Regions from separate parts of the Homo sapiens genome. Here region 1 is linked to region 2. A link is an interaction called in ENCODE POLR2A ChIA-PET data of the cell type or tissue named here. Cell type or tissue: MCF 10A. All regions are shown on one strand. Each heading gives the region's core, and the rest is flanking DNA. Links, peaks and the distances in the headings are about the cores only. Region 1 overlaps SMAD3 (SMAD family member 3). Region 2 overlaps AAGAB (alpha and gamma adaptin binding protein).

Evidence for each region. ChIA-PET counts read pairs that join two places held together with the same protein. Peaks named below come from ENCODE experiments on the same cell type or tissue, not always from the same donor. Only the 100,000 strongest peaks of a DNase experiment are listed, where the experiment ranks them.
Region 1: POLR2A ChIA-PET joins it to region 2 with 6 read pairs; 3 of 35 experiments call an interaction of 5 or more read pairs at or near these places.

What each region holds. Positions count from the first base shown.
Region 1 is chr15:67,095,994-67,101,331 of GRCh38, forward strand. The region is part of intron 1 of SMAD3 (SMAD family member 3); the gene reads left to right. Among named protein-coding and RNA genes, the nearest start is that of SMAD3, 33 kb to the left of the region's middle. RefSeq lists enhancers at 977-1,026, 2,240-2,741, 4,973-5,122. In MCF 10A, for the core only: no CTCF peak of the experiment used is centred there; a DNase peak (open chromatin) is centred at 2,538.
Region 2 is chr15:67,237,218-67,242,588 of GRCh38, forward strand. All of the region lies in intron 1 of AAGAB (alpha and gamma adaptin binding protein), which reads right to left. Among named protein-coding and RNA genes, the nearest start is that of AAGAB, 15 kb to the right of the region's middle. RefSeq lists an enhancer at 3,663-3,752. In MCF 10A, for the core only: a CTCF peak has its summit at 3,206; a DNase peak (open chromatin) is centred at 3,214.

The sequences.
Region 1 (5,338 bases), core at 339-5,338, 140 kb before region 2:
TGAGAGTCAAAGTGAGTGTGAGATGTCACATCTGCGACTGAGTAGCAGGGGCCCTGACAGTCCTGATGCTTTCCATCTAACTGGAACTTGTCTTGGTTGTAGAAAGAAGGCGATGACATTCTAAGAAACATCAACGACCAAAGAACCCCATCATATCCTTTATTACTCACGTCACTTCCCTGACACCAACCACTTATATTGAAAATGATGACGGAAGAAGGGAAAGGAAAGATAGGGCACCCATATTGCCTTTTCCTTTCAGATCTTCCTTACTCCTCAGGCAGCATAAAGAGTGAGGTAGAATGGACACATAGCGAGAAGTGAAGTAAAAACGATTGAGTTAGCTTTATGGATGTTTCTCTGGTTCTGGTACATCACAAAATGCACATCCAAGTCCTAAAATACAATTCATGTAATGTTGGTGATTCCACATACTAGTTAAAGGCTTTTTATATTTGCAGTTAAAACTGGCATCACACAATATAAATAGGAGTGGTAAAATTCATGCTAATTCATGTAATTTAAAATTTTAATGTTGCTTTACTTAGAATAATATTAAATAGCAAATTAAAAATACCATGACACATCAAGAGAGAGACTGTGGAGGAAAGAGAAAAAGCTTTCTATTTTAGTACCATGATTGATACTTTTTTTTTTTTTGCCTTTTGCACAAAGGGTTCCATATTTTCATTTTGCACTGGGCCCCACAAATTATGCAGCCAACCCTGACTGGCATCCTGGGGCTGGAGGTCTCAGGCTGGTCTTGCACGTGCAGCCTCTAGATCCCTGGTCTGCTCACATTGTCTCCTGGGTTGCGGAGCTAAGAAGCATCATATAGGCAAGTGAGCATGTGTGCTTGCTCTGAAGATTCCAAGCTTCCAGGTGGTGGTGGCTCTGTTGATAGAGATAAAAAGTTGAGGAATTTCAGAGGCTACAAACATACTCTTGTTGAAGGTGCTTTGGGGGTCTCCTGAGCATTTACTTTTGTGAATTTTTGGGCAGCCTAGTATAGAGGTGATCCAGCAGTAAGCTGAGAGAGAGGCCCTAGTTTGACTCTTAACTCAGGCATGGTCTCCTTGGGTGAGTCATTTCTTCATCAGGCAGTCCTCAGTCTTTTGGTTGCAGTGTAGTTGTTAAAAATGTGGGTACTTGGAGGCTGAATTCTTGGGTCAAATCTTATCTCCATCTCTCTGTCCTTTTTTTGTGGTTTTTTTTGTTTGTTTGTTTTTTGTTTTTGTAGGGGACAGGTTCTTCCTCCACCACTCAGGCTGGAAGGCAGTGGTATGATATTGGCACACTGCAGCCTTGACCTCCCAGCTCAAGCGATCTTCCCACCTCAGCCTCCTGAGTAGCTTGGGACTACAGGCACACATCTCTATGCTGGGCTAATTTTCATGTTTTTTTTGTTGTTGTTTTTTGTTGTTGTTTTTTGTAGAAACAGAGTTTCACTATGTTGCCCCAGGCTAGTCTCAAACTTGTGAGCTCAGGCTATCTGCCTGCCTCAGCCTCCCAAAGTGCCGGGATTACAGGTGTGAGCCACTGCGCCCGGCCTTATCTCCATCTCTTAACTAGTTGTTTGATGTTGGGCAGGTTGTTCAAGCCTCCTGGAGCCTTGGTTTACCCATCTATAAAATGGGTATAATGGTAATTATCTTATAGCATGGTCATGAGCGTGAAATGAGAGCAGGGGGAGGAGTAATCATTGTGTCTGGTCCATGGGACTGAATCAATGCTAGCAATGGTCATGATGGTGAAGAATGAGGGGAGGAGGAAGAAACAATTCCTGTGGGTGCTAGGACCAAAAGTAGTATCCTCTAGGAATCCTGGCCTTCAAGGTCTAACTTCCAAGATTCTGTGAGTACGATTCTAGGGAGCCTCTGCCTCAGACTTCTAAGTAGTTCTTCAGGCTGTGCTCTAGAAGTTACTGGAATGAAAGAAAAATTGTAGTGTTTGAAGGTCTTCAAGGATCCTGGTCCTCTCACACTGTCACTCTTAGTCACATGACCTTTGACTGTCCATTCCCTACTAAGCCTTGGTTTACGCATCTGTCAAATGGAGCATTCGTGGGTGTGCCTGCCTTAGAGGATGAGACCCAGCTGAGATGACATATGGAGAAATCGTTTATAAACTTAAGTACTGGTGTTAGGAAGAGCTAACACGGTGAGTCTTCAGTGTTTCTTTAAGTGCTGCTCACTACTGTCCTGAGAGACTCCAAGAAGCAGTTACTTTGTTTGGGCCTCAGTTCATCATCTGTGAGATGAGAGGATTGGGCTTTGTGCCTAAACTGCCCCCCCACCCCACCACCCAAGACAGATTAAAAAAGAAGGAAGGAGGGAGGGAGGGAGGGAGGGAGGGAGAGAGCGAGCGAGCAAGCAAGCAAGCAAGCCAGCAGGATTTGGAATCGTCCCCTAATTGGAACCACAATCGCAGGTTTCAGGGACTCAGGAAAGGGTGCAGCCCAGCTTGTGGTTGAGAAATGAATGTCAGATGTTAGGAAGAAAAAGGCCTATCTCAACATAGCAGGGGTTTCTTACTGCCCCTGCCTCCTCAGCCCCGGTAGCCTGTCACTCCCTGGCGAACAGCTTGGCAGCACAGAGGCAAACCACAGAGTACATTTGAGGCCCAGATCTGCTTATTTCGAGGGTGGGGCCGCGTTTTTCTCCTGCCACAGTGAGCTAATTAAAGAAAACAAGCTTCGGGAGTTGGGAGAGAACTGTCCACAGGACACTTGGGGAGGCTTGCTTTGGTTGTGGAGGCCTCCACAGCCCCCGGAAGGCAGGTGGAAGTGGGCATGGAGGGTCCTACGCATCCCCAGCGGGGGTCTGAGGGCCCACTGTTGCTCAGCTGGGGGATTTGGGGACGGTGGGAGGGCATACATGGATGGGAGGGTGGACTCCGTTCCTGAGGGGGCCAGTGTGGAGGAGGGTCAGGCAGCCCATGGAGATGGGACAGTGTTCTGAAATGCTTCACAAATGTGGACTTTTGCCCCAAACTGTGGACAGAGCGTATGTCCTGAGCGAGGATCAACTCTGTGAGTACCCATGATAATTCTCCTTTCTGTGGTTGCCGCCCTGTTGATTCATGTGTCAGCCTTAGAGAAAGTGGCTGTGACTTCTGCATTCCTGGGAATACACTGACATGAGAAGAAGTAGCCGCTCTTGTTCACAGTCACAGGGCTGGAAAGTGGGATAAGGACTAAGGACTTCTGTCTCTGGATTCAGCATGCTGATTATGGGGAAAAGCAGACATCAATTCCTCATGTCTTGTAAGCATCACTGTCCTCCAAAGTTGGAGCCCAGCTCAGACAGCTGCATAGTATTTTATAGAGAAGGTGTGTTGTTGAAATGTTGATTATGCAAATTGAATTGTGTTTTAAGACTACTGGGAAAACCATTTAAAGGAATCCTGTTGTAAGTCATTTTGAAAAATGGAGAATTACACCACCTCCCCAAGGATTTTCTGTTTTGGTAAATTTCATGTGGCAAGATTACTTGAAGAAGGGTTCCAGTGTTTTGCTAGCTTATAATGGTTACTGCATAAGGAAGGTTTACTCGCCAGAGGTCCGCATACATTGGAGAACTGGGGGAATATGTAATACTTGTGCAGAAATGTTTTGATTCATGTACTCAGAAGATGGGATCTGGATGACACCTCCAGCCTATTGATTCCCAAGTAAGGTGTGATGACACCACCACCAGCGAGGTGTGCTATGAGGAATTTTTGTTGATGATGAAAAGTGAATGCTAACTGATTGCACACCACGTGCCCCATACCTTACATAGATTATCTTATTTAATTGTTGCTAATAATAGTACTACAGTCTGTGAATGATTTACTTAGCAATTAATTCAAAAGCATATTCCACTCTACAATGGAATATTTTTTGAGCCAAGAAATGAAGTACGTGGCCGGGCGCAGTGGCTTGCGCCTGTAATCCCAGCACTTTGGGAGACCAAGGTGGGTGGGTCATTTGAGGTCAGGAGTTCAAGACCATCCTGACCAACATGGTGAAACCCCATCTCTACTAAAAATACAAAATTAGCCGGGCATGGTGCCACATGCCTGTAATCCCAGCTACTTGGGAGGCTGAGGCAGGAGAATTGCTTGAACCCAGGAGGCAGAGGTTGCAGTGAGCCGAGATCGCACCCTTGCACTCCAGCCTGGGCAACAAGAGCGAAACTCCATCTAAAAAAAAAAAAAAAAAAAAGGAATGAAGTATGTGCCACAACATGGGTGAATCTTGAAAACATTGTGCTGAGTTGAAGAATTCAGACATCAAAAGCCACATATCACATGATTCCATTCCCATGCAGTATCCCCATAGGCAAATTCACAGAGACAGAAAGCAGATTAGTAGTTGCCAGGGATGGAGGAGAGGGGAATGGGGAGTGACTGCTTCATGGATACAGGGTTTCCTTGAGGGATGTTCTGGAACAAAATAGTTGCGGTGGTTGTACAATATTGTGAATGAACTCAATGCCACCAAATTATACACATTAAAATGGCTAACATGGTAGATTTTTGCTGCATGTATTAATATATTAATGTATTAATAAATGTATTAATTACAATATTAATATATTGTGATATACTGTGATATATTGTGATAAATATATCAATATATTGTGATAAACATATAAATTGATTTTAATATATATTAAAATCAAATGTATTCCTCTAATGGTGTCCATGTCACTGACTTAGTTTCTGATAGGTTTGTATTGGGTAGGAAAGAAAGGAATGGGACATTTACGTGTACACTGAGGCAGAAGAAAGAATGGGACTTTCCAATCCAGGCTCTACCTTTATGAGGAACCAGAGACCCAGAGAGTGCTAGTGACTTGCTCAAGGGCACAGAGCAGCGTACCAGAGTTGAGCTTTGGCTTCTAGCCTCCTCACTTTCTATTGGGGAAGTCACAGTGGAAAAGGGGGTTTTGGCTCCTTTATGTCTTTGGGTATGTTCTGGGTCACTGAGGATCAGCTCTATTCCACCTGGCATTTTGTGCTTTCCATGGGTGCTCAGGAAACTGTCTGTCTCACCCTGAGGTGAGGCTCAGGAGGCTCTGGGGCTTTGTAGTAGAAATAGAAATATCCCAAGTCCTGGGTTGTGTCCTTGTGGATGTGTCTAGAACAATTCCTGTTGTGCTACTCGCTTTGGGCAGTTAGCGAAAGGGACTAATTGTGTGCAAATACATACGTTTGGTGTTTGTTGGGAGACTTGCCATGTGACACTGCTTCTTCTTTTCTTCTCTTTTTGACTATGAACACCTGACACTACAGGAAATAAGAAACTTTCCAGTACCTAATTTATGCTTACTCTACTTTCAAACCCTGTTGG
Region 2 (5,371 bases), core at 372-5,371:
GTACTTATTGCAAACTAAAAGGAAGATAGGATTAAGGCTAAACCATTAATAAAATAGAAGAGCTACATATATTTCTTGGACTGAATGCTTAGACATTAATTCAGCTAATGAAATAAAAGAATGGATACTGATAAATGACCCCAATCCTATTTATATTCAGCCTTGTTCACATTCTTTGAAAGCCAACCTAAATTCTTGTTTGATCAAGACACTTCCGATAAATTTTAAATGTGTAATAGCCAAGCAAATTACTATAAATGTTTTAGATTATAACTGAATCTTTTGGAAATCTATGTGCAGCATGTATATAACAGGAAATCCCCACAGTAAGAGACAAGTCAATGGTGAACAAATGAATATAGACATGGTTATGGAGCCATGGAAGCATTTTGCTTCCATTATGTTATACAGTATTTACAACTGGAAGAGAAGTTAGAAGTTGTTCCAACCTAAACTCCCGTCTCTCACACCCATACCCATAACCTCCACTTTATACAAATGTGGAAAATCAGCTTATAGAAGTAAAATGACATGCCATTAATTGACTTATCAGAAGAATATAATGAAAAACAGTCACAAACTCCTCGTCAATGCATACTAAGATGAACACGTATTAATGAAATGTGCCTCAAACTCATAATTAGCAAGACACTGAAAACTAGAAATTAAATTTTAACTCCCAGAGCTAACATTATATATTTGAAAAGTTGCCATCATTTTTGCTCAACATAAAGTTATGGGGAAATTATTTAGTCCAAAAGACTGCTAGGCATTATGTATAAAGTGTGTGTGTATGAATATATACATGCATGAATTCTTTTTATTAGTAAAGTTTCATCATGCAGTTAAGAGGAACGAATCTTCTGAAGAATAAAAGGTCGGCCCTTTTTTTAGCAAAAAAATTAAATTTAAAATAAATTTAAGGTTTTATTTTTGATATAAAGCATATCATGAAATTAACTTTTAAAATTTTTTCACCAAAACCAGAATTGTTACTCTTAAATTAACAGAAGGTCTATGTCAATATTTGACAATCTGAGTGCATCCCATCTCTTTAAGAAATCAGCAGTTCTTTCTACTTAATTTCTACCCGAAGTCATAATCTTTTACTTAGTGTCAGTCAATTCCATCGCAACCAGCTGCTATGTCCCTTATGGAGCATTAAGACAATTTCAGGGGAAATAAACAGGAGAAACAGGTAAGTTATTAAAATCAAAGATGTTGTTTTCATGTAAATGTCTCACAGAAAAACAAAAACTAGATCAAAGTCTACACTGTTACACTCCAAACTTCAAGAAGGTGGCATAGTAACACGTGGCTGTGTTTCTAAGAGCTGAATACTGGCACAGCTAACACACATACCACAATATGCTGATAAATACACATATAAAAGAAAGAAACTAAAACAAGGAGCAAAGCAAAAAAATGTATAAACTAACTTTTTAATGGTGAAAGGAGCCACCACATAAAATCAGTCTTAATTTTTTTTTTTTTTTGAGACGGAGTCTCGCTCTGTTGCGCAGGCTGGAGTGCAGTGGCGTGATCTCGGCTGACTGCAACCTCCACCTCCCGGGTTCACACCATTCTCCTGCCTCAGCCTCCCCAGTAGCTGGGACTACAGGCACCCGCCACCATGCCCAGCTAATGTTCTGTATTTTTAGTACAGACAGGGTTTCACCATGTTAGCCAGGATGGTCTCGATCTCCTGACCTCGTGATCCGCCCGCCTCGGCCTTCCAAAGTGCTGGGATTACAGGCATGAGCCACCATGCCCACCCATTCTTGGGTAATTTTTAAAAATAGCAAACTGAGTATTTTTTAAAGGAGAGAAGCACAAATAAGAAAATACAGTAATGAATTCACTTGTTGCTAAGGGGCAAAGTACAAAGGCAGGGGGACTAATATTCCTGTCATTGCTATAATCAGTTCTTGATATTTCCTAAATTGGTTGTATTGTTAAAAACTGATATCAAAAAATTGGGGTTATGCTTTCTTTGCTCCTCGACATGAGAAATATAAAATCACTTAAAATGGCATTACTAACTGCAATTTAAAATTACTAACTGCAATTTAAAATATTTAGATCCATTAATGATGGCTAATTTTATTAATGTTTAGAACACAAAAGAACAAAACAATGTTTGTTACTCAGAGTGCTTACAATTTCAATTTTATACTTTCATTTTCAAATGATTAAGACATTTACTTAACATGGAGAAAGAAGCTGTTTCTTTCTCTTTTCTCCAAACCTAGACAGGAATGGAACCAATAAGTTGGGAAAATGAATTTCACATTTCAGTGTTTCAGTAGCTAGTGGGCTTTGGTTTTTGTTTTATTCTCTGTGCTGCCTAAAACAAGTTGATAGCTCAATTTACTTATCAGATTTTTTTTTAACATTTTATGTCTAATCAAACACTTTCTTCAAGGCTGCATATGGACTTTATTATCACATCTGTGCCATATTAGAGCTAGGGAGAGAATAGTAAAGACTGTCTCATTCTAATTCTTATTACCAATATCATAATGTAGAGTTTAATTTAAAAAATGTAAATGTCTACACTAAATATAGCTTTCTTCCCTCATGTTTTCTATTTGATTTTCAAATGCTTAACAAGTTTATTCTTTTCCAAATTAAAATGAAATTATTCAAACTGTGCACATGGCTAAAGGTTTCTGGAGAGCAGCTAATATAATTCACTCATTTTACAGATGAGGAAACTGAGGCCCAGGAAAAAAGAAGCCACTTGCCTAATAGGAGCAGAGCCTAAAACTGGATTCAATTCGCCAACATTCTTTCCTACTACACCGTGATGTTACAATACTTAGCACCTGAGCTGGATCACACTTGAGTCTCTAATAATCACAAGCCAAAACTAGTCTATAGACCTAAAGGATCCTCTGCCCTTTTAGGAACACCAAAAATAATAGCCAGAATAGGGGCACAATTATATACGGATCTGCAGCACAATTAACCCATCAGAAAACTGTCTATGACATTCAGGTATTTATATGTCAAAGATGAGTCACAGTGATCTTGAGGTTTTTTTGTTGTTGTTTTTTTGTTTTTTGCCAGACTTCCTAGAAAAACCTGCAGTGGGCTCCCTTCTTTGTCCTTCACTAAATTATTATGTTGTAGACTCCGATATGCACAAAGAAAATCAAGAGCAGCTTTCCCCTCCTCCTGGTCGATGCCAGCCTGTCTCATTCACACTGTTGGCAGCCACCTGGTGGAGCTGTAATACATCATTTTTTAAGAGACAAACACTAGGTGTTTACTTGCCAGGTCTGTTACTACAAACTCCATTTCACAGCTTACAATAGTTAATTTGTAGTGCTTTTACAAAGGAAGTTAGATGCCAACCCAGTTCTAGTAGCAAACATAAACCTTTCCTTCAGTATTAAGTGCAAGTATAAACCTCTATCCCGATTTGAGAAACTTTTTACAAAGCCATCAATTCTCCAGTAACTCCCATTTACTTTCTCACATCCTTGGTCAACTTCTTTTCCCTATAATCTCATATGGTAAGTTACAGGAAATAAGATTCAAGAGCTTTGAAGGAAGCCATGTGCCAAGGCAACATTTCAGTTCAGTAATCCAACATCTTCCTCTTTTTAATCAGCTTTCTACTGTTCCCTGCATATCCTAATAATGATCCTTCCCTCAGAGAAAGTACAAATGTGGTAACCAATCAAATGAAAGAAAAGAGGCAGCTGGCTTTCTATGGTTCAGAATCAATAACAGGTGATACTCTCTTTAGCATGAATTAGAAGGCAACATGAAGTTCAAGGTGAATTCCCCAAACACCACAAATATCTGTTCTCCTACACACACACACACACACACACACACACACATTTTATCTATATATAAACATGCACACACACAACCCTTACCTTATGTCCTCACCTATCCACCTCAGCCAAAAAAGACAAATGCATTCTAAACTAGGCATGTTGATACTGTTATGGATTTTTTGTGTCTCCTTCAGTAGTAGGGTAATTAAGTACACTTTTAATATCAGTAGTAGTGCACTTAACCAATCATGACATTCTTTGTGAAGCAAAGTTGTCCAGTGGTTAAATCATATTTTCTATGCCCTGAGGGAAGTGACAGCTGCCACCTCAAATCAAGATGATCCTTCCGGAAACCAGCACTCTTCTCAGAATGCAAAGTTGGTTTTATTCTTTCTCATAAACTGAAACTGCCTTGACAGCCAAGCATCATAACCTCTCACCCCAGATATGAGTGTCTTTCATGGGATCCACTCTTCTGGAGACCCAACATTCTTCTTTCTTCCCTTTGTGAAGCCAGTACTAACGAGAAGGGAGAAGAGCATGGAAAATAGACAGCACAGACCTGGGGTCGGACAGGCCTGCATTTGCATGCTGGCTCTCTGCAAAGCCTTGGGCAGATTAACCTCTCGGTGTCTCATTTCCTTACCTGCAAATGGGGATGAGAACACTCCTCAAAAGGCTTAAATGAATTCAATGAAACTATGTCTAAGAAAGTGCAGGCACTGGGCACAGTAAATATTCATTTCCTTCTTCCCATCTCACTTTTTTTCACATTTGTGACAGCACTCCTGACTAGAGGTAGGTTACAGATGCACTGAGGAGTTAGTAAGATACATTACAATCAGGAAATAACCATCTCCTTTAAGCTGCTCTAGCCTTGCCCTTCCACCCCAGACCACCCCCTAAAATAAAGTTGAAATTTTTCTTTTCCACTGCTAAGGCATATGCTGAGACAGAAGAGAAGGCAATTAGGAAAATTATAGGAGGCAGCAGAGTCTGACGTCAGCTGAAAGGAAAAGTAGCTATTATGAAAGAAAAGAACTGAGCAAAATATGACTTAGGAAAAATTCAAAACCTAGAGTTTTCATTAACCAGCAAGCGAAAAGACAGACTTTTAAAAATCATATCGGGGCCGGGCGCGGTGGCTCACGCCTGTAATCCCAGCACTTTGGGAGGCCGAGGCGGGTGGATCATGAGGTCAGGAGATCGAGACCATCCTGGCTAACAAGGTGAAACCCCGTCTCTACTAAAAATACAAAAAATTAGCCGGGCGCGGTGGCGGGCGCCTGTAGTCCCAGCTACTCGGGAGGCTGAGGCAGGAGAATGGCGTGAACCCGGGAAGTGGAGCTTGCAGTGAGCCGAGATTGCGCCACTGCAGTCCGCAGTCCGGCCTGGGCGACAGAGCGAGACTCCGTCTCAAAAAAAAAAAAAAAAAAAAAAAAAAAAAAAAAAAAATCATATCGGATTCATACTGTTGCAAGCAATTACAATTTCTTACCCACAACTTCATGAGAATGTCATACAAGGTGGGTGCTGCTCTGTCAAATATTTTGCAGTAGTTGTGAAAAGGTTAGTCC